Regions from separate parts of the Homo sapiens genome. Here region 1 is linked to region 2. A link is a loop called in an ENCODE intact Hi-C map of the cell type or tissue named here. Cell type or tissue: K562. All regions are shown on one strand. Each heading gives the region's core, and the rest is flanking DNA. Links, peaks and the distances in the headings are about the cores only. Region 1 has its middle 93 kb from the start of TBCA. Region 2 has its middle 210 kb from the start of TBCA.

Region 1 (15,079 bases), core at 3,652-8,651, 110 kb before region 2:
GCCTTATCATGATATTCACAGAGTGGCCTTGTCTGGAGTTCTGTGAAAGTGTTCAACAGGAGACTACTAAGGCCTAGCTGTGAGGGCCAGGCAGGCTCCTAATGGCAGAGGCAGCTTTTCTGTTTCTCAGGTCTTAGAGTCCTTGAGAGCTTCAAAGGCTGGAAAGCCCTCTATCAATTTCTCTCCAATTCCCTGTTTAAGTTTATATTCAGTTCATGCAAGACTTATTTGTCCAATGCTGATGGGCTCATTTAGAAACTCTGTAAAGCTACTCTCCCTGGAAAACCTGCCTGGTCAGTCCTGACCATGTCCTGGACCGGGTCTTCATGACCTGGGATCACACAGCCAGGTCTGCCCAGACCTTTTCTGCTCATTTTCATAGACAAACAACTTGTTTCTGCACAGAGCTGCCCTCTTGTTGTTAGCCTCCTGTAAAAGCATTTTTCATCCAAAGATGTTCACATTTACTATCACCCTATGAAATCAAGTACCTCAGAACTGGAAATGACTAACCAGTCTTCCTGTCACCAATTTCTCCTGAGTTCAGTCCACCTTCTCTGTCACCAGAATCACTGTCCTACATCTCTATTTTAAGGAGTCCCTGCCAGTTCTCTCCTCCTCCTCCTGGAGAGAGAGCGAGCTCATTTATTGTACAACCCAACGTCCTTGACAACCCAGCCCCAGCCCACCTCTGTGGTCTCATCTCCCACCGGACTGTTTCCATCCCCACACACCCAGGAACTTCCCCAGCGGGATGCCACTACACTACTCTCTCCTTTGCTTTGCCCGGCCAAGAATTCATCTTCACCGCAGTGTTAGTAACTCCCTTTCCCTTGCTTATTGTACTTATTTTTCATATATCCAGGACCACATGTGTCTTGTTGGGCTATGATTGTGATCTGTCTCACTCATGGAAGGCACAATGTCCTGGCATCCCCAGTGCCCAGCATGATGCCTGACAGAGAATACTTCCCGCAAGAATCTATAAAGAAAACCTGTATACAGAGAGGGACCCTTCTACCTCATTCTACAGCAGTAGCCTTCGGCCTGTGTTAAAACACTTCTCCTGATAGGCACATCACTAGCTCCCAAGGTGGCCCATTTTAATTCTCAATAGCTTTGTTAGAAAGTTCTTCCTCATATCAGTCTCAGATTTGTCTCTCCCCAAAATCCAATTCCTTTTGAACACTTGAAGTCAGCACTTTTTTTCTTCTTATCTTCTCTTTTCCAGGAGAACACTTGGGTTTTTTCTCTCCTGGTTATTCCTCTGGACACATTCCACTTTGCTACCATCTTCTTAAAGCATGAGGCCCAGAGCTGGACACAATTTTCCGGACATGGTTTGAGGAGTTTAGAGTAAAAGAGAACCATCAGCTCCCTCATTTTAATCTAAAATCCCATTTGATTATTTGGCCCCATTGCCATTGAGCTATAGTCAATTCAAAGCCTTAGTCTTTCAGGATTTTTATGTTTTATAAATGTTGCAGCTAATTCATGTCTCTCTTAACTTGCAAGATTGATTTTTTGGACCCATAGATAGAAGCTTGCATTCATCCCAGTTACATTTCATCTTTTGTATTTAGCCCATTATCTTATCCTAAGGACTTTTTGCATCCCAGTTCTCTTCCTGATTGGCATACTCTACAATTTCGGTGATCATGCTCTTTACACCATCTTCCAAATTAATACAAATGCGAGACAGAATCAAATTAAGCTCAGAGCCCTTATTCTCTTTCCTTCTGCCTTATTTTCTTTTTCTTCCTCTCTTACACTCTTTCCTCCCTGCCTTGTTCCAAAAAGTTGCAAGGCTGCTCTCTAGGGCATTATACTACAAAACTCCTAAGATGACACATATTCAAATCAGCTCATTTCCAGAGAGCCATGCAACTAGTTATGAATCCAACCAAGGTCCTGGCATCACACACATTGTTTCTGTCATGCCTACAGGATACTGTACGAGGCAATCCTCCCTAATTCCAGATTTATTAGGCCTATGATAATTCTGTCTTTTGTTTGTTGTGGCTTGTCCTGAAGACCTTGAGGCCAGTTTTCTCTTCTAGGAGCTCACAATCAATCTTTTTAGTGCTTTGTTCTAGAATCTTCTTTGGAACAAACAAGATCTTCTTTTCACAACCCCAGTGACATTTATATATCTCCTATTTTCTAAAACATGAAAAATAATGGTATCTGCAGAATATCTGTATGTAGTAGCTCTACAGTGATATTTTCCTAAGGTTTTTGTTTTGTTTCTAAAAAGAAAGTCTAATTTAATCTAGAAACTCGATAAATTTAAGCCACTTCAAGGGGAGCACACCAAGTGTAGACTTAAGACATTTAATATAATTCAGTGAAGATCTCAAGCTTTCTAACCTGCCTAGAGTTGTGTCGGCATTTCTCTTCTTCCTTCCATCCCTACCTGCTATAAGTGAGCTTTAAGGAAGTTACTGAGCACTTTGGTGAAAGGCTAGTCTAGTTCAGGGATGGAGAATCATAATTGATCCTAATCCGTGATCTTAAGTCAGCTTTTCTGTCGGTGGAATATACTTCAGGATACTTAAAATTTGAGCCTGAAGATGCTAATCTAACCCAAACCTATGCCAATGTGTAGAATAATTGGAAAGGAATTGGCTAAGAACGTTTGACTCTCCTCTCCTGCTCTCAGTAGTCCTCATGGGTTGCTGGCCAGTGGGGAAAGATAAAAGAGCCTCAACAATAACTTGACCTAACCTCAATAGTGCAGGTAGATATTGTGCTGAAGTAGGAAAGCTTTGTAGAGCTTTGGGTTCAGCAAAAAGGCCTGAAGTACGTCTTTCAAAGTCAGTTCAGACATTACTTTCTATAAGAACATTTTTAGAACTTTCCCCAGGCTGGGCTGAGCCCCAGAACATCCTGGGCACATCTCTGTCACCGTCTTTACTAAAGCATTTTGAAATGACATTTTTGACATGTTGGTCTGCCCACGCCATACCTTGATTTCTTTGCAGGGTAGGGGCTGTCTTATTCATCCTGGGCTCCTGGAGCCTAGCACTGTGCTTGGCATGAAGCAGGGGTTTGACACATATTTACTAAATGTAATGGAGTGATTTCTCAAGGCTTTTAAGTTCATAATGTCCACTGTACATTTTGTTCGGCTCTCCCTCTTAATTTTAAAAGGCCACATGAAATTTAATACATTATTTCGGATTCATGAATACTTTGCTGATTACATTAGTCTTGTTAAAGGAGTCCATTATTCCAGAAATCTTGTTAGAAGAGAGCTCTTTGTCGCTGCAGAGTTTTCCATGGATTGCTGGAGCTTGAGAGGACAGGGGGTGCCTCATACCTTCTGCTCTCTTAGGATTCCAGAATGTTAAGGAAGAGGAATGCCTTAGACATCATCTCATCAAGTCCCCCAATTTGAGAATGAGAAACTCCAGTTCGGAGATTTTTCCAAAGACACAAGAAGGTGACAGGGTCAGGATTAGAACCCCAGTCCTGTGAGCCTAAATGCCCATTCCGTGACCCTCCCTGGCCACCCCATGGGATCTGCTAACTGGACTTTTGGCTTCCCCACCCCGTTTAGGTTGCAAACTGTGTTCCCTGCTTAGTCTGTGGGGCTGGGCCAGCCTCCAGTGGAGGAGCAGCCTACACAGGTCATTGCAAGGGTGTGGGGCCTGAAGGACAAATAAGTGGGACTTCCTGCTTGATCAGCTGCCCCGGCAGTCGCTCGTTCCCTGTGTGTGGTTGCTGTGGCTCCTAAAGTGTCCTGTCATCCTCCTTCTGAAAGAACACTTGCTAGTGTCGACATCTGGATGAGGAAACAGAGGCTCCGATGTGGCAGTTGGGAGCGGTCCTTTGTCAGAAGCAGCAAAGGTACTGATTTGCTGTTGGAAGGGTGGAGGCAATTCGTGGACAGGGGCTCTGGTAGCTTAGAGGTGGCTGAGGTAAATGTTGCTCCAGGAAGCTCTCCCCCTGAGGGCAGGTGGGTTGGAAAGCCACAGCCACGTGGGCTCCAAGTGGGCTTTCAGGGGCCTTGGGCACATTATAAGGGCACGTGTCACAGGCGGAGTCCTTCCTCTAAAGAGCCTAAAGAGCTGGTCAGGCATGCGTTAACTTTAGGCTCCAGGCCATTCAACATCCCCCACCCGAAGGGAAGCAGCAGACCCCAGCCCTCCTGTCCCCATGGAATGTGTGGGTACCTTGCAGTACGCCAGGGCCCGGGATGGGGCAGGAGCCTCTGGGTTCTTCTGTGGTTCTTCTCTCCCTTTCTAGCACATGCAAACACAAACCTTCTAGGGCTTTTCCTTCGTCTCCTTCTAGGAACTCAACAGCCTGTGCGAGGAGGAAGGGGTACGATTCCCCACTTCAGACAAGCAGCAGCCACAGACCAGCCCCTGCGCTACTACAGGTGCCTTTCCAGCCTCCGTTTGTCCACTCTGCTCCCTTGTCCTCATTTTCCAGTGAAGAAGAGCGGGGGCATGTGGGGTGCTGGGGCAGTGCGAGGGGTGCTAGAAGTGTCCTGCTAGGTGTTTCCCACCCCCAACAAAGCTCTGTTGCAAATGATGTTTTCGTTGTATTGTTTAATGATAATCATAATAATAATAACAAAACTTTGACTTGAATAGTATCTAGAACTTCTAACTACTTTCTAGAGTTGTGAAATGGGAAATGAACAGCGAGAAGGGTGGTGGGCAGTCCTGGGGGTTGTGGGAATGTAAGTGTGTGCCCATCCTCATGCACCTGGTCTTGGACCCCTCGGAGGTGTCTTGCCTTTCCTGCTCCCCTTAGCTCCTACAGCAGGAGACGGAGCAGGAGTGGGGCGGGTGGGAGGGAGGCAGGGTGGATATGGGCGGGCCTGAGGACTAAGCAAGGGCATGGATGTGGATGCCAGCAGCTGGCAGAGTGCCCAGCATGTGGTAGCCACTGGGTGGGCATCAGCTCCCTGTCTTCCTCTTGCCTCCCACTCAGCCCCAAAGGAGTGGAGCCAGGGTGGCTGCATGTGGCCATGCAGGTTGGGCACTGTGAGCCTCAGGGGCACCATTCACGTGGACAGCAGTGGAACCCCCTGGAGTTCCAAAAAAGGTGGCCCTGCCCTGCACTCTCTTGCTTTGTTAGGACTTCTAGATACGAGGCATCCGACTGCTGCCCTGGAGGGAGGGCAAAGGTATCCTGTGCTCTGTGGATTACCCACTATGGTTCAGGCAAGCCCAGTCCTACTTTCATGAAATGTATGGTTCTGTTGGGGAGGTGGCCAAGGAGCCAGGTCATTACAATGCAGTATATGGCCGCAGGAGGACAAGGGCTATGAGAGCACATGGGAAGGCAATGACCCAGCCATGGAGGAGGTGAGGTGGGGGGTCTCCATAAGCTTCCCTAGGTGCAAAGATGTCCAAGGGAGCCATTATGTAAAAACACCTTACAATAGGCCCTTCTATGATATATTGCTTCCCAATCTGGGTGTCTTATAAGCAGACCAGATCTGGACAGGTAGTTTTTGAGGACAGAAAAGTCCAAGGTTTCTTTAGTCTCCAACTTCCATTATCCAAATGAACAGTGGCGGCCACAGCCCATCAGTAAGGACATTCCACATTTCACACTCTGAAGTGACAATGGAATACGTGCTTCAGAGTTCAAGGAGAAAGGACAACTTTGCAAAGTAACTGTCCTTAGTGGCAGAGGGGTTAGAAAGTCTACAATTTAAGAATTTGTCGCAAAAGCAATCACATCACTGAGATATTCAAACAATCCAGTCAGGCTTCTTCTCTTCCTATTATCTGAACTTTTTTTTTTTTTTTTTTTTTTTGGGTAGCCAAATAAGAATAAATATCACCAGTAGGGGGAATAGATGTCTAAAAAACAAACTCAAAAATGTTTTTCTTACATGAAAGTGGCTGTGCACAGTACTAAATGATTTCCATATCAATATTTCTTTGTTTATGGTTTGCTTTAAATGCCTTTCACAAAGATCATACAAGAAAACAAAAATGTTAAATACATAAAATGCACTTTTTAAGGGCATTTTGGCAATAGAGCCTATTCAACAATAAAATTTAACATTCCAGACCCATATTTCACTGCCTTAAATAATGCTGCAATTCTTATCACAGCCTCCAGGCACAACCCGTGGCTATAATACACAGAAAGGAATCCCCGAATGTCACCAAGGACTAGAGCTCCAACTCTTGGGGGAGAGCCCCCAAAATCTGTTTTGAAGCTAGAAAAATTAGTTCAATCTATATCAGTATGAGTATTCTGTTTAAATATATAAACAGGTATTCATATATTTACCACTTGTGCAGATAATTTAGACAGTGTTTGTTGTTATGAGGAATTGCTTGGATTATGTTCTCATTTTAAAGTTTTTAGTCTTTTTTTCCATGATCTAACATGCCATAAACACAGCCCAGGTCCTGCCCATGTCTTCTCTTGATATGCCGTCCAGGCCAGTGGTTTATGATATTAGAACATAACCCCACCCCTGGCACCTAATGGTGAATATGCCAGACAGGTATTCACACAGAGAGGGGCACTAAGAGGGGAGGTTGCTAGAGTTCACTGTGGGGGTGTGTGGCCGGCTACGCATGTGTTTGTGTGTGTGCATGTGTGTGTGTGATTACTGCCCAGTGTGGCTGACACATCCTGTGCCCACAGCCACCAGCAGATGCCACCAGATTGCTCCCGAAATAATCAGTTATACATGCCAAACTTAATGAGCAGAAGATAAATCAGAGGTGGGATTAGAATTCCAGGCCCTGAGAGAACGGCCCTCCTGTTTGGGTTAAGAGAACAATTCCACAGGGGCAGCAGCCTGGCACCTGGCTGAGTCCACTTCAGCTGGTCCCATCCCAAAGCCCTGGCTCACTTCCTGTGTGCTCTCTCAGGGCCTGCAGGCCGGAAGAGGCAGGAGTCCCAACACTCCTTCATTTATTTCTCTATTTAGGACGAGTTCTCCCATGCACAGGGAGGAATTCACAGAGATTGAGCAGGAAAATCAGTTTAATTACAAGAGAAACCAGGAAGAATGAGGCAAAAATAAGGTCAGCTTAAAGGTTTAGAGATGTTCAAGGGGCAGGCGGGATGGTGGTGATTTGCGGGGAGGCAGCACGGTTCTGCTCGGCTTAAAATTGGTGCCAGTGAAAAGACCAGGGAGAACTTTCCACAAACCTGGCTGCACTCACCTTTCTCTGGGCAGAGGCTTCTCCTTTCTAGGCCTGGAGAAAATCCTGCCTTGAAATCCCAAGCTCTTTTTGCCGCAACCGCCTGGTTCTCCGTCCCGCTGAGGGCCACAGAAGCACGTTTGCAGGCTGAAATAAACTTGCGCACCTCATAAAAAGAACCAGGAATGATGCTACCATTTCATGGGATATTACACCATAATGATGATAATCCTCCCATTTACATCTGATCTTCCACAGACTTAGTGAAATTAGCTTCCATGCCACCTAGCAGGGGTAATTTATGAGATAAAAAGGGAACCATTGAGAGATAATGTAATGAGTATTTACTGTATCCTTGATGGTGTTCTCATCACTGGGGAGAAGGGGAAGCTGGGTGGTGAGTTTAGACGACCGCATTTCCGAGAGCCGTGCTAAAACGTCGGGGGCCGGGATAGCTCTGCAAGACCGCGGCATCCCCCCAAATCCTTCCCAGAAATGCTGTGCAAACTCATGCCGACGTTTGTGCTCATAGGCTGTGAATTTCTTCTGCCAACCTGAGCTGAAAGAAGCTAGAAAACTCTGCGTATTTTACTTTCAGAGTTAATGGGAATAAAATACCTCAGTGGATGAGTGCAGATGTGTTTGATACAAATAGTCATTTTCCTATTTGCTGCCTCATTGAGCATGATGAATGATTGGAGTCAGAGAAGCGGCGTGATAAATGGCAGCACCTTGGCTCCATTGCATGCCCTATTGATTCTCCTTCTTTATTACTCCTACAACCCAGCTGGTTGCTTTGCCCTCCCCACAAGCCGTTTCTTGGGGGAGGGATTGCTTCCTAGAAACCCAATTTATGGAGAAGGGGAGTGTGGCATTTTCTTACCATAGCAAAACCCTGTGTTTAGCTTTCGTTAACATTTACAAATATAGCCCTTTTTTGGTGACAGACACCTTGACTGGGGGAAGAGCAGGCGGTCGGGGAGGGTTTCAGCCATATGCAGTTTCCTTTCTCTATTGCAAGGCAAAATATTTTAGCTGCCGTGTTTTTATCCAATTGAAACCTGCATCTCTAAGTTCCAGTCAATGCAAAACAGGATAAGCAAAGTAACTGTCTGCCACGTTTATCTGTGTATCTATAGAGATATTTTCAGGTTATTGTCAGGGTAAACCAAATGCCAGTTCAGATCTGTGATCAACCATTTTGCGTGATCCCAGCCTTAGTTATCCACAGACAACACACGTTCAGGCTCTGATGCATGTTAGATTGGGTGAACAAATAGTACATAAGAGACTGGTCTGGATTAGCAGGGAGCTTTGTTTAAAAAGACACTGTATGTCAGCCTAGCAGTTAATCCATTAAGTAAGAAATGGCAACGCTTCTCCAATGGCACCAAGAGAGACCTCTTTTAAATACATCAATATTTCAAACTGTTTTGCTCATCTGTTATAACTTTTCTGTTTCCCTTTCATGGGTTGCCATATATCTCGAACCTTTTTGAGGGGCCAAATGAGACTCTGAAAAGCAGAGGCATTAAAAAGAACTTTTAAAATGAAAGTAGCCCCTGAGGTGTAGAGGCCTCTCTCAGGCTGAGTCCCTTCATTCTGCAGCCTTCCTAGCAGGGTCAGGGGCTTCTCAGTGGAGGTGCTCACAAGAGGGAGGCCAAGATCCCAAAGCCAGAGGCCTAGATTCCAGATCGTACTCCGCCTCTTTGTAGCTAGGTCAAGTTCCACTAAGAAGCCATGATGAACTTTGCTTTTCAAATCTGTAAAATGGATGTGCTAATGCTTACTTCTCAAGTATGCTGTAAGGATCCAGTCTTTTAATGATGTGAAATGTGATACAAACCCCATAGCATTATAGAAGACATTATTAACAGAATGCAGTTGAAATCCTAACATCCAGGATCATAAACTTGCTCACCTATGTGGTTCAATGTCATATTTATGTACCTCCCACCTAATTCTTTTTTTTTTTTTTTTTTTTTGAGGCGGAATCTCGCTCTGTCACCCAGGCTGGAGTGCAGCGGCACGATCTCGGCTCACTGCAAGCTCTGCCTCCCGGGTTCACGCCATTCTCCTGCCTCAGCCTCCCAAGTAGCTGGGACTACAGGCGCCCGCCACCACGCCCGGCTAATTTTTTGTATTTTTAGTAGAGACCGGGTTTCACCGTGTTAGCCAGGATGGTCTCGATCTCCTGACCTCATGATCTGCCCGCCTCGGCCTCCCAAAGTGCTGGGACTACAGGCGTGAGCCACCGCGCCCGGCCTCCCACCTTTAAATTAACTACAGTGGTTCTCAAACCCTAGGGTGTGCAGTGACAACATGAGGAGCTTGTTAAAAATGCAGATTCTTTTTAATGACTAAGGGGTTTTACTCTAAAGCAGAGGTGTCCAGTTTTTTTAGTTCCCTGGGCCACACTGGAAGAAGAAGAATTGTCTTGGGCCACACATAAAATAGACTAACACTAATGATAGCTGATGAGCTAAAAAACAAGCAAACAAAAGTCATAAAAATTTACAATGTTGTAAGAAAGTTTAAAAATTTGTGTTGGGCCGCATTCAAAGCTGTCCTGGGTCATGTGCAGGCCACACACAGGCCGCTGGTTGGACAAGTTTGCCTCTCAAGTGATACAAATGTTTTGAAAGTAGATAGAAGTGGTGGTTGCCCAGCGTGGTAAATGTACTAAAGCGTTTAAAAATGCTTAGTTTTATATTATGTGAACCTCAACAAATGATTTTTAAAATGCAGAGTCCTTGACTTGTCCCTCTTGGATTCCGGTTCAGTTTGATGTGGTGCCGCAAAATTTTCATCTTAAAAAATCCCGCCTCACCTCAGAATTTCCCGAGGCATTTTAACATAAGGCAGAGGCAATGCTGATGTAGGTGGTCCAGTGACTATGTTACTTAGAAATATTAAGAAAATACCACCTGGGAAATAAGGAACTTAATACTTTTTTTCAGATGGGGAAAAACTAAGAAAGAGTTAGGCATCAATTAACTCTGTTAAGTTGTGTGAAGAGAACAGCCAGAATTGAGTTGGGAGAAACAGACTTTTGGTACACAAATGTTGCTAGCTTTCAAAGTGTTTTACAATCTTTCCTAAAAAGTTTCTTGCAAAAGTGAACACAGAGCAAGTCCATGGCCCACCTAAGGTCATGCCAAGTGCAGACACTACTTTGGAAAATAGCTTTTCTCAACAGGCAGATGCAGGCCTGACTCATTTCTGAAAATAAAATTAACGTTAACACGAGAAAAGGTGCTCTTACCTCTGTCTACTTGCACGATTGTATAGGGTTGAAAGCCCTCGGCCAAGGTTACAGAAACACCACGCGTTTAGAAAATAGCCATTTGGTAGCCACTTTGCACGGGCTGGAAGTAGCATGATCTAGTGGTCTTTGCCTTGGATCAATTTGTGCTCTGGAGCTTCGATACCCACTAACTCAGAGCATGCTTTTAACAGTTATCTAACTTCTCATTCCTGATCTGCCTTGCAGGAATGCAGGGAGCCCAAGCAATGAATTCCTTAAGAAGTCTTAGTTTAACATAAGGCAGGGCTATCAGTGGCTGGCCCAGGAGCCTCCTTAATGCCTCTTACGGTGTCAGAACTCTCTCCTAATCAAGAAGGATAAGGGTTGGCTCTCCCCACACTTAGCTGTGTTCTCCACAGAGCTGTAGTGGTTAGGTCCTAAACCCTATGTGAGCCTAGGACGATAGTAAACTTTTTTTAAAAAAAATTATTTTCAGAAAGTTCTTTCCTCAAAAAATTAAAAATACAATTACCATATGATCCAGCAATTCCACTCCTGGGTATGTGTCCAAAGAATTCAAAGCAGAATCTTGGAGAGACATTTGTACAGCTGTGTTGGTAGCAGCATTACTCACAATAGCCAAGAGGTGGAAGCAACTCAGGTATCCATCAATGGATAGAGAGATAAACAAAATGTGTGTTTATCTATTATTTAGCCTTAAAAACAATAAATATATATATATATAAACAAATGTGTGTTTATCTTTATATGAGGGATATATATATATTTTTAAGGCCAAATAATATTCCATCATAGTATAATTATATGCTATAATTAATGGAACATAATTATATCCAATAAATAATGGAATATTATTTGGAACCAATAATATGGAATAATAATTGGAATTATTAGTTCCTTAAATATTTGTCTAGTTAAAGGCCCTTAACTAGACAAATGGCATAATGGAGTATTCTATAATTAATGGACTATAATTATATTCCAAAATAATGGAATATTATTTAGCTTTAGAAGGGAATATATACATTCCTTATATAGAAATATAATATATAATAATATATAATATTCCTTATATATAATAATATAATGGAATATTATTTAGCCTTAAAAAGGAAGGAAATTCTGGCACATGCTACAACATGGCTGAACCTTGTGAGGACACTATGCTAAGTGAAACAAACCAGTCACAAAAAGACAAATCCTGCATGATTCTACTTACAAGAGGTATTTAGAGTAGTCAGACTCATTAATAGGGACAGAAAATAGAATGGTAGTTGCCAGCATCTGGACAGAGGAGGCAAGGAGGCAATGGGGAGTTGTTATTTAATGACAATAGAGTTTCAGTTTTGCAAGAGGAAAGTTCTGGAGATTAGTTGTACAACAATGTGAGTATACTTAACACTAATGAATTGTACACTTAAAAATGGTTACAATAGTAAATTTTGTGTTTCATAATTTTAAAAAATTTTAAAAAGAAGTCCCTTCCTCCTTCTTTCCTTCCTTCCTTTCTTCCCTTCTTTCTTTCTTTTCCTTCCTTCCTTTTCTTTCTCCTTCCTTCCTTCCTGCTCCTTCCTTCCTTCTTCTTTTCTTTCTCCTTCCTTCCTTCCTGCTCCTTCCTTCCTTCCTTCCTTCCATCTCTCTCTCTCATTACACAAGTCAAATATGAATGCAATCTTGTGGGTAAAAGATTTTTGCAAAATGTAAGTTATCCTCCTTCATTCCTTTCCCCAGGGATAACTACTTTGCCATTTGATGTGTATTTTCCAGCCTTTATTAGGAGATTTACATGATTTACATACATTTTCATTCATGTACACACAGACACATGTATGTATACCTACATTCTTACATATATATATAACAAATAAATAATATAAATATATATTGCTATATATATATATATAGCAATAAATAAACTTTATTTATTGCTCTGGGACTGGCTTCTTTGCTTGAAGAAGACATTTAAGATTTGTTCTATTCTACAGGATTTCTTCAAGATACAAGAGGTCCCCTTCGTCTCACTCTGGTGACTCCACTGTGGCTGCATATTCTGGGGCAGAGTACATCAATTGTTTCCGAAGGTGCATGCTGGCTCCACAGGTAGAAAGAACACAATGGCTGCTATCACCAAACCTCAGGGCTAAGCTGGAACTTCAGAGCCCTTGCGCTCAGCAGCGCGGCCCCGTCACCACTGGAGCCAGATCATTGGCAACAGAAGGGTTTTCTGTTGGAAGCTACCCATTTCCATCAGTGCAGTGGGCTTCAGCACAAAATGTTGTCTCCTAACACATGGGGTGGTGGGGACTTTGGGAAATGATAATCAGAGACAGGGAGCAACTGGGAGGCAAAGGGCAAATCATATCTGGGAAGAATTACCAGATAGGCTTTACCACATTTATAAAATATGAACAACTGTATTGATCTGAGAAAAAATCCTCACCCTTTTAGCCTTTTCTAAATTGAGATGATAGCACTGTTATGCATTAAAAGATGTTATCAGTCCAAAGAGCAAGTATGGTCTTATACCAACTAATATCTGCTAAAATGTACCTGACTGCATTGGAAATGTTGCAGCAGATTGGTATAGCTGGGAATAATGAACCGCTGCACCCCATTGAAATGTAATTACACAGCCCTCTTGTTCTTAAACCTATAAGGTGAAAGAAAGATGAATAGTGAAAGTAAAAACCGCTGACCCTTCAAACTTTAATTTACATTATGCATTCGCTCGCCCTTCTGATAGGTTTTAGAAAGGTCATAATTTAGGGTATTTTGCCATTGATAAATGATCTGTATGTTTGCGTTCACACGCACCGATTGATTTGTTATAGCCAAAATATTGTTTCTATAACAACCCAAGGGCCCTTAACTAGACAAACGGCAAACCAGAATCCAAGGGGAGGCAAAGGGAAATCTAGGCCTGCCCAGAAGGGGCTGGCCTTTGCCCAGGGACTCCAGGATGATGGAGTGGAGCGTGTGGGTGAGGATGCAGGGGCAAAACTGTGGGAGGGAGAGGTGGTGGTGGAGCAGGTGGAGCAGCGGCTTTGGTTCTTGGCAGGCCTGCAGTCGTGGTCTCTCCAGCCCAGCGTGGGTGGCTTCCACTGCAGCTGAAGCAAGTCTTGTCAAGACTTTCAAGTTGAGCTCCCTTTGGTGCAGAGTGGGCCAGTGGGGTTGTTAGGGCAATTTTCCCACCTTTCCAGACTTGGAAGAGGCTCCTGTTTCTGGGCCCAGTTGATGCATTATGCATCAGGGCTGCCTGCAACTGACAGCCCCTCAGCCAACGTCGACTTGAAAAGCAATGGTGCTAATCAAAGCCGACACATTTGAATGTCCAGACACACACACAGAGAAATTTACTAATCAAAAAGTGTATTTCCTAGGGCTGTCTCCAGAGAAATCCGCGAGAAGAAATTGGAATAATTTATTAGCTTACAAGTTTTCGTTGACAGTTAGCCCAAAGCTATTTATCTCTGTAATAGAGAACGTCTCCAATGTGGCAAAATTGACCAAATCAAACAGCTTTGATCAGAAAATGAATCTGGCAAGGCTGCCTGTCGGAGGGTCCCAGGAGAAAGAGGGGAAACAAACAAAAAGATTTAACAAGTGGTCAATAGGAAAAAGAGAGCAAGAGAAAGAGATTTAGGAGAAGAAAAGAACGAGAGAGGAGGAGGCAGAACAACAAATTTTGCAAAACCATGGCCCCAGCTCTGGACTGAATTCTTGAAGAAATAAATGATGTTTCACATCATAACATTTAACATGGTGCTTGTACATTTTCTGAGCCCTGCAGCCCAAACTGAGATGTGATTTTTATGGTAACAAGATGATGACAAACTGCAGAGGGATAGGGCTTGCTGCTGCTGGTGGTGGTGGTGGCAGTGAGGAAATAAGCACGGGAAAATCCAGAGAAATGGCTCTGCCTCTCCTGGACCCAGGATCAGCGTTAGCTCACTAGAAGCAACAATCATGCTAACTGTATCCAGTCTGCCTCAGTGGGTATGAGGTGCTTGCCCATCTAGTGCTAAGCTGGCTTCTGTGAGAGGCACTGTAACCACGTGTGAGTTTGAAGATAGGACCTGTTCAGAGGCTCCTCTCCTTCTGCGCTCATGGGCAGTGCCTGGGAGACTGTAGTGGGAAGATCTATTCAGTGGGAGAGTGGATCTGGGGTGCCCTGCTTTCTACCTTAACCTCTTCTTTCAAAATGTACAGGTATACAAGTATACACACTGCAGTCAAGGGAGGGCACCAAATACAGCTTTGAAGCCCACTGTTAGATGGATGGATAAGAATTATAAACTAGGAAAATACCTTAAATCATCATAACATTACTTTCCATACTAACAATGGTCTTTCCCTATCATCCTGGTCAACCAACTAACCAGTCTCAGACATCCTCTGCTGTGAGCAACAACTCCACAAGCTAATACCCCAGTGCATTCACTGGCAAGGGAGTTGCTGTATTCAACAGCCAAATAATTAGAAGGATGCTCCTGCAACCAATATATTTGTCCCCCAAATAAGTGCTGAAAAATCATCATCAACATCAGCACTTACTTTATTCTAGAGAAGAGTTTGTGTGAGCTTTTTATGTTGAAATACATTTAGAAAATCATGATGGAAAGCTGCCAAGACTGTCAATAAAGAGAACTAGTAAAATGTGGAGGAAGTCTTTCAC
Region 2 (15,079 bases), core at 4,258-9,257:
ATTTTACTCTTCTACTTCTTGGTAGCATTACAAAAAAAGAGGAATCAGACAAAGCTGGTGATAATAACAAGAAATAATAGATGGGCTGTGTGTTTGACTTATGGTTTAGCTGTTTCCATTCAAACCTGGAATCCCAGTGCCAATATATGAGTTGCATTTTGTTTCTAAGGGCCAAGTACTCTAACTTTGTTATGTACATAGCGTTTCAAGTGTTTCATAATACACCTAGTCTGTATAACTTTGTCTCATTGGTGGCAGTCACCTTTCTGCTACCACACACAGAGAGACCAGATACTTTCCATTATTTTAAAACTGCTTGATATAATCCTTTAGAAGTAAGAAAACTAGAACTTGCTTTTCAGTCAGCTCTGCAACACATTTTCCCTGCATTGCTCACACTGGTTCATTATGGGAAGGCTTTTCCCCCGTCTCCTAGGTGGTCTGCATTGGGGTCTTCAAAATAAAAGAGCACCACAGGAAGAGTGCACAGCATTTCTGAAGAGAAGAAACGCACAAGTGACTCAATAAGCTCTGAAGATTGATAAAATGAAATGGTGAAGTTTTGAATCTACATACTTGACAGCTATGCTTGGAGACATTCAATGACATCAGTCTCCTAAGATTACTCTACTTTCACAACAGAAAGAGAGGTCTGTTATTTGGAGCGGCTTATAGGGCCAACTGGATGCCACCTGGTATTTGGAAAGGAACATGGAGCTGAGTATTGAATGGTTTGGATTACAATACGTATAATTTGAGCACCTTTCTTTAGGGTGGGCCCAACAAACTTATATTATGCAACAAATTCTATCCAAAATAAGAATATAATAAAACAGAAAACTAAAATGGCATTCTCTCTAGGAAACTGGTACCCAGGAAACCTTTTCCACCATAAGGAAAGGACTCTGAATATCTAAGTCTGCAGAGAGTAAATTAGCCACAGAATTCCTCTAAGTTACAGGCCCACTCCTTGCCGCCCCACACCCAAATCCCTTCCAGCTCCATTTCTCTCTAGGTCCAGCTGGAATTTCTCTTGCTGGTTCACACCCTCAGTGGTTCCCTTTGTAGAGTGAGAGGGAAAAAGGAACATGTTCCTCTTTCCTAATACCATGTTGTTCCAGACAGAAGCAGAGACAGTGTTTCATCTTGTCTATCTTGCTGCTCCTTCACTGTGCAATTCGCAAAATAGGCTCTGCACGAATCACTTGTGGGATCAACAAGTGAAGTCCCATTATGACTCAAGGAACTGTTCCAAATGCCTGGAAGGCAGTTTTATTATACTGAAAAAAAAAACAAACCTAAAAAGTGGGCCATAACCTTGGGTTGACAGATTTTCAGTGCACACTAATGTGTGTGGTGAGCTTTGCCCTGCGGAGCTCCTGAGGGGCAGCAAGAAGAGAGGATGGATGGGAGGCAGCTTGGAGCTCCTGATTCTGAGGTGGCCAGCTGCAGTGAGACCAGTGCTATAGACTTTCTCATGTGAAATCTGCTTAGCAATGTGACAGGAAAATAACAATTTATTTAAAAATTCACCTCGGTCTCTCTTTACATAGGAACATGGGTTTTTTGTCCATGCAATTTTTGTTTTGGCTTTTGCTTCTTGGTAGGATTTGATTCTCATGAAGGAGGCTAAATGGTTGGCTTGGATAGTGAGGAGTGTCACTCCATAACTCACCTATCGTAGAGCTGGCTCTAAAGGTGGTGCCTCACAAATGGAGAAACAAAGGTCTTGCCTTCTGGCAATTCTGTTTTGTGAACTGCCCCTTTTGAACGTGGGTCCTTAGCTTCCTCTTGACTTCGAATATACCAGGTAAGACTACAACTCTTTTGCCAAGCAAAAGATGCTAATAATTAAATGATTCCCTGCTACATTTTTTTTTTTTTTTGAGACAAGAGTCTCATTCTGTCGCTGGAGTAAAGCAGCACAATCTCGGCTCACTTCAACCTCCACCTCCCATGTTCAAGTGATTCTCATGCCTCAGCTTCTCAAGGAGCTGGGACTACAGGCACACGACACCACACCTGGCTAATTTTTGTATTTTTTAGTAGAGATGGGGTTTCACCATGTTGGCCAGGCTGGTCTTGAACTGGCCTCAAGTGATTCGTCCGCTTCAGCCTCCCAAAGTGTCGGGATGACAGGTTGTCAGCCACTCTGCTTGGCTGGATTTCCCCAGTTCAGAAGCTAAAGTGTGGATTAAAGTTCCCAATTCATCTCTTCCTACCTTGGGTAGAAGGGACATAATTCTATTATTTGTTCCTAGGCTACATACACATAACAGACAGAGTTCAGGAGGCAGTTCCTGGAAGATTCATTAGTAAAAGCCAGAAGAAGATAAATCCAAGAGCCACTTCAAATTTTCTCCAGAATTTAGTGGGACAGAAATGTAAGTAATAAACACAAAGATTAATAGATGAGCAAGTATATAAATTTTCTTGGTAGCAAAGGAGCCTCATGATGAAAGTTTTCGATAATAACATTCTTTTAAAAAGAAGTCTTACTTTGGTAAACATCAATGGAAAGATGTGTGAGTGATTTTTAAGTCAAGGTGACTCTTTTTCGGAACGGAGAGGGCAGTTTATTTGCTTTAAAAACAATGCAAATCTGCCGGTCGCGGTGGCTCACGCCTGTAATCCCAGTACCTTGGGAGGCCGAGGCGGGTGGATCACGAGGTCAGGAGATGGAGACCATCCTGGCAAACAAGGTGAAACCCCGTCTCTACTAAAAATACAAAAAATTAGCTGGGTGTGGTGGCGGGCGCCTGTAGTCCCAGCTACTTGGGAGGCTGAGGCAGGAGAATGGCGTGAACCCGGGAGGCGGAGCTTGCAGTGAGCCTAGATCGCACCACTGCACTCCAGCCTGGGCGACAGAGCGAGACTCCATCTGAAAAAACAAACAAACAAACAAACAAACAAAACACAAAAACACACACACACAAAAAAAAACAATGCAAATAGAATTGGAAAGTGCCAGATTCTCAATGGAAAAGAAAAATGCAGCAATTAAAAAGCCTTCAATAATGTTTTCCCCCCTTAGTAAAAGAAAAGCAAACTCACACAGAAGCTTCTACAGAAGTGCCCTGCTAACAGCCTGTAAGAAAAGCAGCAGGCATCACTGGGGATTCAGAATCTCAAGGTTCTTCCAGTCAAGACAATCTGGAAAGAGATTATTTTATTAACCACACCCCCAAAGTTGGCCCTGTTAGCAAGTGTAATAGGACTTTTTTCAGTTTCATAAAATATCTTGATAACTGGAAAGTGCCAGTTAATGGTACCCTGTTCCAACTATGAATTTCCCAAAGATTAATATACCCCTTTAGGTTTCTTAAGATTCCATCAGGACGCCTCCCCTAGTCTTGGGTGTTTTACAATCTCAGTGGGCACGAAGCTCAACTGAAACTACCTTTCAACAGCTTAACTGTCATCTTCATCTTCTTCTGGCATAAAAATACATATTTTCCCATAATAAAGATTTTTTATAATAGCAATAAAGTAACTCCAGAGAACATGGTTGTCTTGAGATAGCTTAACTCTGTCTGGTGTCTCATAACGCCCCGGGGATACAGCAGGCCCATAATACTCCCTTTTGCTGCCGTGTCTTTGCTTAATTAAGGAATAAAGCCAAAAGGTCAATGCTGGAGAAAAATGTAAATCTTCAAAACTTTTCATTCTTGACCTAAACTCTGTGTTGTAAAACCTCAGTAATCTCTGTAACAAGCAGTACACCACCCAGCACAGATACCAGAATATGCATTACATCTTTAAAATATGGTTTTGACACTATGAAAACAAATTCCTGACCTCTGGACTTGGAATTATGATTCTGACTTTTTAGAGAGAGACCTTCACAAACCATCCACTGATCCCCAGTGAATGGAAAGCACTATAGCAGAAGCCATCTCCTTCATCAAACATGATTTGTCACTGTATTTCAGAGCATCACTGTGTTGACTCTTATACAGCTAGAAAGTGAGAAAGTGAGGTTTGTGTGTTTTTGTGGGGAGGAAAAATGAATATGTATATTCATCTCTATGGCTTATTTGTTATTCCATTGCTGCTGTGAGTGCAAAATATGATTTCAGCTCCAATCGTTTTATGAGTTCACTGATTATGTTCCATCATAATGAGCAAGGTGGTTTGGACATTGGTTTAGTTTACAGGAGCTGCAATCATTTGCTATGGAGATTTACAGCCTATAATATAGGCACCATACTCAAAATGGATATTTCTGACCAATGATACTCATTTTAAATAGGAGCTATTCAATCTCTAAACTGATTTGTTAGAGCTGATGCAATGAAATAATAAATATTACTTGCTTTCAAGAAATAGAACCTTCTTACCACATTCATGGCTGTGCTAATTGAAGGAAAAGTGTTATTCCATTATGGAACTAATTAAATGTCATCTGCTTCTCTCTCAGATTAATAAATGGACAGACAGATGCTACGTTGATCAATTAATGTTGTGATAGATCAATCAATTGATTTGGACCTAGATAATATGTATTTATGGAAGACAGAGAATGATTTATTTATTTTTTTCTAGCAAATAAGAGAATCCAAATGTGACTTTATTCTATAAATGGGAACAGATGATGAGCAAAGAGTTGCCATTGTAGTCTTGCTGTGAAAAAGAAAATTCATCCTTCTTCTTTTGCTTACATATTCAGCAGACATTATGGCTCAATAAAAATGGGGTGTTTAAATATTTGATAAACATGGGTAGAGCAATGCATTGCTAAAACTGCTAGAGTAGCCTGGCAGATTCTCATGGAAACATAAATTTGCCTGCATACAAATGGAACTGTTTGGTAATTCTGCCTTTAAAATTACCCCTCTCTCTCCTCTCTCTCACATTTTTCTTTTCAACTGTTATTTGATAGGGCTTGGGCTTTCACTGGATAGGATTTAAACTGTGCAAACTGTCAGCTTTGCTAACCACATTAAATGGACCTCGCACTAGTGCCTAGACATTTGCAGGCTTCTCTTCGCTATCATCCAGCAGAAGCAACCAGAGAGGGTTCTCAAGCTCTATTGATTTTACATCATTGACACACTTCTTACATCAATCTGAAAGTCAAGCACAGTAAACTTATCACCAAATATGGAAGACTCTTCAGGTTGGTCTATACCCATCTTCTGCAGTAAAAACTGACTCTGCCATGCCCCAGCGGGGAGGCTGGCCCTGGCAGTAGGTTATGGGAGTCCCTTTTATCAACATGGTGTTTCAGCTGGGCAGATAGAAGTGGCATCTGGTGGACAGAGGGATGCCAAAGAGGGAGGTGCATGGCTGACCATGAGGATTGCCAAATGCCAGCATTTTATCTTGTTGGTTTCTGGATCTCAAGGATAGAATATAGAAAAACCCAAAAAAAGGTACAATTTCTCTCTCTCTCTCTCCCTCTCTGAGTGTGTGTGTGTGTGTGTGTGTGTGTAATTTTTAACAATTGTTGAGCATGGCCTCCCCTTCATGATACTGTAAGCCTGTTTGCTTCTAAAATCCATAAGCCACAAATGAAGCCATGGGATTTATAAAGGAAAATGAGTGACATGCTTGGCCAATGATCAATGGCTTTTAGTAAAATTTGATGAAGAGTAGGATTATTAGGGCTGGGCATGGTGGCTCATGCCTATAATCCTAGCACTTTGAAAGGCCAAGGTGGGTGGATCACTTGAGCCCAGGAGTTTGAGACAAGCCTGGGCAACATGGCAAAACCCTGTCTCTACGAAAAATAAAAGAAAAAATTAGCCTGACTTGGTGGCATGTGCCTGTAGTCCCAGCTGATGGGGAGGTTTAGGTGGGAGGATTGCTGGAACCTGGGAGGTCTAGGTTGCAGTGAGCTGTGATCACACCACTGCACTCCAGCCTAGGTGACAGAGCAAGATCCTATCTCAAAAAAAAAAAAAAAAAAAAAAAAAAAAAGAGTAGGATTATAGCAAGGATCATGGAATGTGGAATTCACTCAGCAAACATAGAGACTGTTGGAGAGGTTTGTGTTTAGGGAGTTGTCAAATAGATAAATATACTCTCTGAGTACCTGCTAGATGCCATGCATGGAACAAACCCTACAAATAAGCAGCAGCAATTGTGCTGAATTATGATTATGAGAATAGAAAATGCTCTGTCTAGACCAAGGTGTCTCAAAGTTTGGGGCACTCGAACAGCAGCTTTATGCCCACAGCAGCTACCTAGGGCCCATCATTCAGACTGAGTTAGGTTGGCAGGAGTAGGGAGGGAGGTAACGGTGAGACAGAAAGGAAGGTGGGAAAGGAGGGGCGAGGTCAGAATCACGCAGTTTTAAAAAGGCATCTCAGATACTGAGTCTAAGGATGCTGGTCTATGCCATCAGTCCTCATGTTAAATGAGAGCAAGACTGTCCCTTGAGATCTGTGTTCCAATTTTATTTTGTTCTCTAGTGCAGTGGTCCCCAACTTTTTTGGCATAAGCAACCAGTTTTGTGGAAGACAGTTTTTCCATGGATGTTGTTGGAGGGGATGGTTTCAGGATGAAACTGTTTCACCTTAGATCATCAGGTATCAGATTCTCACAAGGAGCACACAACCTAGAGCCCGCACATATGCAGTTCATAATAGGGTTTGAGCTCCTATGAGAATCTAATGCCACCACCGATCTGACAGGAGGTGGAGCTCAGGCGGTAATTCTTGCTACCCTGCCGCTCACCTCCTGCTGTGCCGCCCGGTTCCTAATGGTCCTGCAGACCAGTACCAGTCTGTGGCATGGGGGCTGGGGACCTTTGCCCTAGTGCATCCGTTTCCTATGGCCACTGTAACAAATTACCACAAATTTAGTAGCTTAAAACAAGACACAGTTATTACTGGACAGTTTTAGAGGTCAGAAGTCTGAAATCAGTATCACTGGGCTGAAGTTGAGGTGTTGGCAGGGTCATCCTCTAAGGGAGAATCTGTTCCCTGCCTTTCCCAGCTTTTAGAGCTGCGTTCCTTGCATTGCTTGGCTCATGGCCCCTTCCTTCACCTTCAGGGCACCAGCGCAGCATCTCCTCTCTCCAACGGTGCTTCCCTCTGCTCCTGCCACACAGCCTTCTCCTCTTCTGTGTCAGAGCTCCCTCTGCCTTGCTTGTGATTGCATTGAGGGCCCACTGGTCTAACCCAAGATCATCCCCTCATCTCAAAACCCTTAATTTAATCACATCTGCAAAGTGTCTTCTACCATCCAAGGTAATAGTCTGTCATAGGTTCCAGGGATTAGGACATTGATACCTTTGGGAGCCTTATTCAGCCTATCACACCAAGTGGTGGTGTCTTTCTTAAAGTCACATTTATAAAGTCAGGTGTAACTAACACAATAAAATTCACTCCCTTAAAGTATACAGTGTACAGTTTGATGAGTTTTGACAAAAGTACACAGTTGTGTAACAGTTATCACGATCAAGAAACAGAACATTTCCATTACCCGAAAAAGTTTCCTTCTGTCTCTGTGTAGTGATCTGTCTCTTGCCCCAGTAATTTTGCCTTTTCCAGAATGTCATATAAATATAATCCTATGTATCCAGTTTTGTGTGTCTGGCTTTTTTCACTTAGCATGATGTTTTTGAGATTTATCCATGTAGCCATGTGTCATTCATTCCTTTTTGTTGCTGAATGATATTCCATTGAATGGAATTGTGTATTTATTCACCAGTTAACAATATTTGGGTTGTTTCCTGTTGGGAACAATTTTAAGAACCTGCTAAGCTGTTTTCCAAAGTAGCTGTATGATTTTGCATTCTTACTAGCAGAGACTTTCTTTTTAATTTCAGCAACCCTTATGGGTGTGTACTGAGATCTCATGGTAGTTTTAATTTGTGTTTCCCTGATACCCAATGGTTTCGAACATCCTTTCATGTGCTAATTAGCTATTTGTTTATCTTCTTTGGTGAAGTGTCGTTTCAATTTTTTTTTTTACCTGTTTTTAATTGGCTTGTTGGTCTTATAAATTGTCAAAGTTTTTTTATACATTCTAGATTCAAGTTCTTTATCAGATATATGCTATGCAAATATTTCCCCTCACTTGTAGCTTTCAACTTAATATCATTTTTTAAGTTGGCAATTAGGGTTCACAAAACCTGAAGTGGACTCATAATACAAACCTTTAGAGATGAAAGTGTTTTAAAAGTAAAACTATACATACATCATAGAATGCTATGTAGCCATAGAAAAGAATGAAATCATGTCCTTTACAGGAACATGGATGAAGTTGGAGGCCATTATTCTTAGCAAACTAACGCAGGGACAGAAAAACAAATACCGCATGTTCTCACTTATAAGTGGGAACTAAATGATGAGCACACATGGATACACAGAAGGGAACAATATACAGTGTGGGGCCTATGGGAGGGTGAAGGGTGGGAGGAGGAAGAGGGTCAGGAAAAATAACTACTGGGTACTAGGCTTAATACCTGGGTGACAAAATAATCTGTACAACAAACCCCCATGACACAAGTTTACCTCTATAACAAACCTGCACATGTACCCCTGAATGTAAAATAAAAGTTAAAAAAAAAACTAAAACTAAATTAACATGCATACATTTTTAGACTCTAATCTTGATCTTAAAGTTAGTTGCCTGAAAATGAAGTCATCTGGATCCCAGACTCCCGCTTTTTATTTTCCAGCTATATGACTGAAAAATTCCATTTCTTAAGCTGTAATTTTCATGGGGCCCAAAACAGCATTTGTTATTCTCTCAACATTTGGCTCTACAGCAGTTGTAAAATGCTAATCACGGTGCTGAGCTGACATTCCTCGGTGACATTGGCATACCACAAAAAAGCATTTGGCAGGATCTGGATCTATACATACTGAAGTTGTTTATTTATTTTTATTTAAGAAACAGACAAGTTAATTTCACCTCCATTTAGGACACAGAAAAGAGTCAATGTTTGCCAAGTCGAAAAACACAAAATTGATAAAGGGAAAAAAAACGCATTTTCAAGCCTCTAAAATGGAATTAGAAACAGGAGAGTGGGGGAAAATGTTATACATATGGCTAGAGTATCCCTCTTAAAATTGCCTCAGGCTTCTCCTTGAAAATCTTGTTTCTTGAAAGTTCCCTACCAGAAGATTCTGTCCCATGCTAAGAATAGAATGCAACTTCAAAATAGCTGGCTGGCATTTTCAATGACTGGGCACTGTTTTTAAAACATTCTGTGACTTGAGAGTTGGGGTGAAAATACTGAAAATTGGAATGTACAATTTACTTCCTACTAGAAATACATCTTTGTCTGAAAAAGCTTTTACAGCCTTATTTTAACACCCTGAACCTCAACAGCCTGTCTTCTGGGGGGTTGGGGGGAGAAACGTGGAAGTAATGTTCTGAAAGCCAGACCCCTCATCTCTTGGGTGAGGGCGCTCCAATCAGGAGGAGGGGTAGATTCCTGTTGTCCTATTTTGGTGCAAGAGCAGGGACAACCAGAGAAGACCCTTCCCTCGGACACTTGCCCCAACATTGTTGCAAGGGTGCACAGAGAGAAATGTTATCAAACCATCTAATTCTGCCCTCCTGTCAGCCTGACAGGGACTTCGAATGCACAACTGGCCCAGAGCTGATTACCTTCAGGTGCGGTTAGGTTGAGTTAAAAATTCCATTAGCAGTGCACAGGCCTTGGGAACAAGGTTTCTCAGGGGTGGGCTTCTTCTACTTAACAAGGAAGAAATGGCTTCTCATGTCACAGTTATCGCAGGGAGAGGACTCTGGTTTGTTTACACTCTGCGGAGGAGTAGAGCCTCAGCTCTGCAGGCCTGGAGGCAGAGGCCAGCACAAGCCAGAGTGGGAGCACACTTTTCAGAGAGGAGACGGTGCCCCCAGCCATCGCGCCAGCGGGAAAGGCAGGGCCCCCTTAAGCGCAACCTTGAGCCACTCCCATGAATCACCCACCCCCGGTTCTCAACCTAATTGTTTTTCATTTTCTCATAATAACCCTCCTCCCTCACCCTAAACCAAACACTGAAGAGTTGCCCTCTATTTGCGAAGCTCCAAGGCGTGCGGGAGAGGCAAGTGCTGTTTGCTACTCCCTGCCTTGCTTTTAATTTTATTCTAGTAGGAAATCATTTAGACCATCAAAGTCCCATCCTCCTTCTTTGAGGCTTTTGGGCTTGAATAGCTCATAGAAGTACTTCCCTCAGCCTCAATATTTTAATGCATGCTTGATTGCAATGGTTTTAAAAAGAAAAGGAAAAAGAGGGGGACAAGCAAACAGGCAAATTCGGGACAAAACCAGGCATTTGAAAAGATCCTTTAGGTTGAGCTGTTTTTTCACTCAGGCAGCTTCTCGTATTGCTGATATTGTTTCATGATCAGGGCTTGCATTCTCTGTTTCCCTCCTCATCTGCACACTTAAACTGTTCATTAGCTGAGAATGGGACATCCTGGGAAAGGGAGAAACAAACAAAGCAGCCCGGGGAGCTGGGAGAACAGCTCTTTCTCCTGGGTTGTTGCCCTGGGCTTTCCTAGGAGCCCTGGCCAGTTCCCCTGGGGTCCCGCAACAGTTTAAACAGAGTCCTTAGCAGCTAGGGGCAGCAGGGGGCATGCGGGTGGTGGTGGGGGCAGGAGGATGGAGATGGAGGGAGAGAACTGGAACCCCATGCAGGCTCTGAGCAAACACCCTCTTGTAGCTTCCCACTGACCTCATAGCCTGGCATTCAGGGGGCTCCATTGATCTGTCAGATATTGGCATGATGGTTTGTGCACTTAGCACAAACATCGATCAAAATGTGGCTGAGGAGCTATGACCAGTTCAAAGCTATGGTGTGCCCAGGTACAAGGACCCAGAACCACTCATATCACATGGCCTCAAGAGAGGTCCAGAAACACCTTTTGAAAAGGCCACGGGGGACCCCATCATGGGGGCCTTTAGTGCTTGTGACTTCAAAAAAGTCACCATACACAGAACTACCTTCTGGGCTGTTCCCGGATTGGCACTTTTTTTTTTTTTTTTTTTTTTTTGAGACAGGGTCCCACTCTGTCACCCAAGCTGGAGTGCAGTGATGCAATCATGGCTCACTGCAGCCTTGACCTCCCGGTCTCAAGTGATCCTTCTGCCCCAGACTCCAGATTAGCTGGGACCACAGGCATCTGCCACTATGCCAGGCTTTTTTTGTTTTTTGTTTTTTTGTGTGTTTTTTAGAGATGGCATTGCACATGTTGCCCAGGTATGTGTTGCCCAGGCTGGTCTGGAACTCCCAGCCTCAAGCCATCCGTCCACCTCAGCCTCCCAAACTGTTGGAATTACAGATGTGAGCCAGGGTGCCGGGCCCGGATTGACACTTATTGGTGTGTCTTGTTCCCCCACTGAGATGTGAGCCCCTTGAGGTCAGGGGCCTTGCATCACTGTCGCTGCATATCTAGGCTAGAACACACCTGTCTTGGGAAGGTGTTCAGTGCCTGCCGCAAGGAAGATAAGCTGGCAGTGGAACAGGAGGAGGAGACCCTCATGGTGCAGCTGCAGGTGGAAACATGGTTTTAAGAGAACACTGAGCCACCTGCTGGTGTCCACACAAAGCTCTGCTCCCACTGACCCCTCAAAGAACAAAGGACAAGAGAGGCTCCTCCAGGTCTGAGAGGGCAAGGGGCCAGCAGGTCAGGGTGTGGGAGTCAGCTGAGTCTGGCTGACTTGCCTTCAGGTCTATTTCCGGCCCTCCAGACGGCCTCCGGGGGCATCATGGAAGATGCTGAGGATGATTTCTCGGCCCTCTCCCTCTGTTATTTGGCCCCAACCACTGCAGGTCCTGCCTTGGGGTTTAGGCATTTGGTACGTTTTAATCTATGGCTATCAGCAGGGTCACTACGTTTTCAGGTGGAAATATATACTGATGATTACCATGGATATTGCCAACAAGGCGGACCACCCTCTCAGTCAGAAGATTCTTCAGGAAACTTCAGGAAAGACAGCACCGTGGACAGGAGGAAGAAACCCTCCTCTGCTGCCACAGCCCTGGGTATCCAGTGGTGCGAGTCTCTGCCATGGCCCATGGCTTCCTGTGCTGGGGTCCAGACACCTGCCTGAAGGAGATGTGGGGCATGAAGATTATTTTTTTATTATCTTCTTAAATATGTGGCTGTGGGCCAGGCACGGTGGCTCATGCCTATAATGCCAGCACTCTGGGAGGCCGAGGCGGGTGGATCACAAGGTCAGGAGTTTGAGACCAGCCTGGCCAACATAGTGAAACCCTGTCTCTACTAAAACAAACAAACAAACAAAATTAACTGGGTGTGGTGGCAGGTGCCTATAATCCCAGCTACTCGGGAGGCTGAGGCAGGAGAATCGCTTGAACTTGGAGGGGCAGAGGTTGCAGTAAGCTGAGATCAGGCCATTGCGCTCCAGCCAGGGCCACACTTCGAGACTCTGTCTCAGAAAAAAAAATGGGGCTGTCTCTCCCATTCCTGGCATGAAAGGTACCTACTTTCTGTGGGCTCACCTCCCTGTGTTCGATCCTTTCAGCCAGTTCCTCTCATGCTCTGGGCGCCTTCTCTCCTCCCCACATCTGTTTACATCACAGCTCCCCAGCCCCACCTCCACCCCAAGGAGTGACCAGACTACAAACGCTCTTGCCAGCCAGGGCGGTCCTCTTGGCTGCCAAAGCTCTGTGCAATTGCAGTCACAGACAATCAGATTAAATGTCCTATCACCCGGCATTGATCAGATTAGCAACCTTGTGACTATTCATTAATTGTATTTTCTCTTGGAGCCTGGTTCAACTCAATACCCAGTGCATTGTTGGTGGCATAAAAAGTAAACACAAATAGGATGTTTGTTACATTTTAGAATAAACTGTCTGCTACTTTTTCAAAACAAAGTAGAAGAGGATAGAGAGGTTAATGCAATGTTAATTTTCGTGAGGCAATATAGTTAAACTAGGAGATTTCCCAAGAGTCATTAACATTCTGTAAAAGGCCTTTTAGAATTCCTGTGTCCTCAGCGCTTCAGGAAACCCCCTGCTACCTTGGTAAATTTGGCCTAGGTCCCCCAGGGCCCACCTTTTTTGTGTGGTAGAAGTCACAGAGGGCAGGCCCAAACTCTTGAAGTGAAGGGGAAAAGAAATCAGGGTGTTTATGTATGTGACTGGAGAAGTCTCACGTACGATTGTCCCGGATTTAAACATATAGGAAGAGGACGAAGGCTACCAAGGGTGTTTCCCTGCCTCAGACGCCCAAAGCCCAGAGACCCAGCCCCGCTCCCTGGGTGCACGCAGAGCCCCACCGAAGGATGCTGGCGTCCCGTGGGAGAGGGATGCCGTGGGAGGACCTGCTTCGCCCTGATTTCCACACATCTCTCTGCTGTCCCACCTGACCACAAGAAGAACCCGAGGCCCCGGGCGGTCAGGAGACTCAGTGGCTGTCACTCACTGGGCAGTAAAGCCAGTAAATCACCCACCTTCCGGCAACGTTGCCAGAACCCACCTGATGTCTTGAGGGTCACAAATGCGAGCGCCCTCCTGTTTGCTCCATTTCAGGATTCATGGCATTCCAGTGAGAAGAAATCTAGAAGAGAAGCTGCTAAATAATTATCCAGAAACATTCCCCGACAGCAAAATCTATTAATGAGTGGGAAAGTCTTTGTGGGGAAATGGTTAAGAATGGCATCATCTGACATGATTAAAATGCTATTAAATAAAGAACTTGGGAAACCGGGGAGACGCTTGAAAAGGCCGATAAACGGGGCAGCCTCACATGCGTTCCCCCGTACAGACCTTTCATGAGAACATTTCCGTTTTTCTTATCTAACATTCATCCTTTCCTCAGTTTCTAAGTGGAGAATACCCACTCCTTGGATTTTTTTAAATATAAAATAATGTCCATAATTTAATGTTTAATGAGCTCCAGGCATGGTACTGGGCACTTTATCTGTCTGAATTTTAGGTGCCCTCTTCATTTCATACTGTCCCTGCAGGGCTGGGAGAGAGAGCAGAGGAATTTCTTGTAAGTTCTCAGGAGCCAGGCAGATCTTGGGCCATGCCCAGCCGCCCTCTCCGGCTGTCTGACTCTGAGCAAGGTGGTAGCTTCTCCAAGTAGCAGTTCCCTCATCTGTAAAATGCAGATGAAGACAGCCTCTCTCAAATCTGGCTGTGGTGAGGATAGAAGAAGAAAATGTACTTTAAAAAGGATTAGCCTAAGGCCAAGTATAGGATGCCCTTCATTATGGAAGATAGCATTAAAAAATAATTTTAATTAGTGTGAATCTATTCTCCCATTTTGGTATTTTCCATATAACTTTGTTTATCATTTACTTCTTATTGCCTGTGAATCTCACAGGAGCACAAATCCCCTCCAAAGCAGATTTAATTGGGGCTAAAAAGGCAGGAATCCTATGAAAAAGAAATCTCTGTGGCCATGTGAAGGAGTAAACATTTCACTGATAGGCGCCAATGTTTGTTATTCTGTGAAAATCTGCTTAATTTATAAGCAACAGTGATACTCCCAATAGGTTAAGTTGAATTCACCCTTGAGAAATTTTAATTTCAGTGTCACTATTGTTATAATCTGGGGGTCTTCCAAGATAGACATATCAGTAGAAAAACAGTGACTCATCTGAGAAACTCAGGGCTATATATATATATACACATATATATATATTTGCATTTTTCATATGTACTTTCCAACTTCCTTCCTTTCCTCAGTATTTAAGTGTAGAATACCCACTCCTTGGATTTTTTAAACTATAAAATAATACATACGTACGTATATATGTACACACATGCACAGATATATTCTGCTTTATATAGTTTAGCATTAAAATGTATTTGAGTAATACCTAAGACCATGTCTATTTAATTTTAACCAGTGGGTTATGGGAATCATCAAAAATCAAACACAATAAAAAGAAACAATATTTATGGCATTTTAAAGCCTATCCATTATTGGTTAGTGCTCCCCTCAATTGTTTAACTGCAATTGGTTCCACTTTCTCAGTGTGGATGATTTTTATACATCTGAGTTAAAAAATAATGCTGCTTGCAAGTGAAAAGTTAAAGACCAAGACAGGGCCTATTAGAATAACATTACACTTTTTTATTCCCTGCACTTACTTTGTCAATTACTAATTATTTCCCTTTTGCTATGCAAC

The links. Hi-C counts contacts between places; a loop is a spot of excess contacts. Peaks named below come from ENCODE experiments on the same cell type or tissue, not always from the same donor. Only the 100,000 strongest peaks of a DNase experiment are listed, where the experiment ranks them.
Region 1: it touches region 2 in a loop (2.3-fold over the local background); 3 of 110 quality-filtered maps call a loop at or near these places.

Annotation. Positions count from the first base shown.
Region 1 is chr5:77,861,477-77,876,555 of GRCh38, forward strand. No RefSeq gene overlaps it. Among named protein-coding and RNA genes, the nearest start is that of TBCA, 93 kb to the left of the region's middle. RefSeq lists an enhancer at 10,407-10,940. In K562, for the core only: a CTCF peak has its summit at 5,778 (motif pointing right); no DNase peak of the experiment used is centred there; H3K27me3 peaks cover 3,580 bases.
Region 2 is chr5:77,974,942-77,990,020 of GRCh38, forward strand. No RefSeq gene overlaps it. Among named protein-coding and RNA genes, the nearest start is that of TBCA, 210 kb to the left of the region's middle. RefSeq lists enhancers at 12,754-13,273, 13,274-13,793. In K562, for the core only: a CTCF peak has its summit at 7,057; no DNase peak of the experiment used is centred there; H3K27me3 peaks cover 828 bases.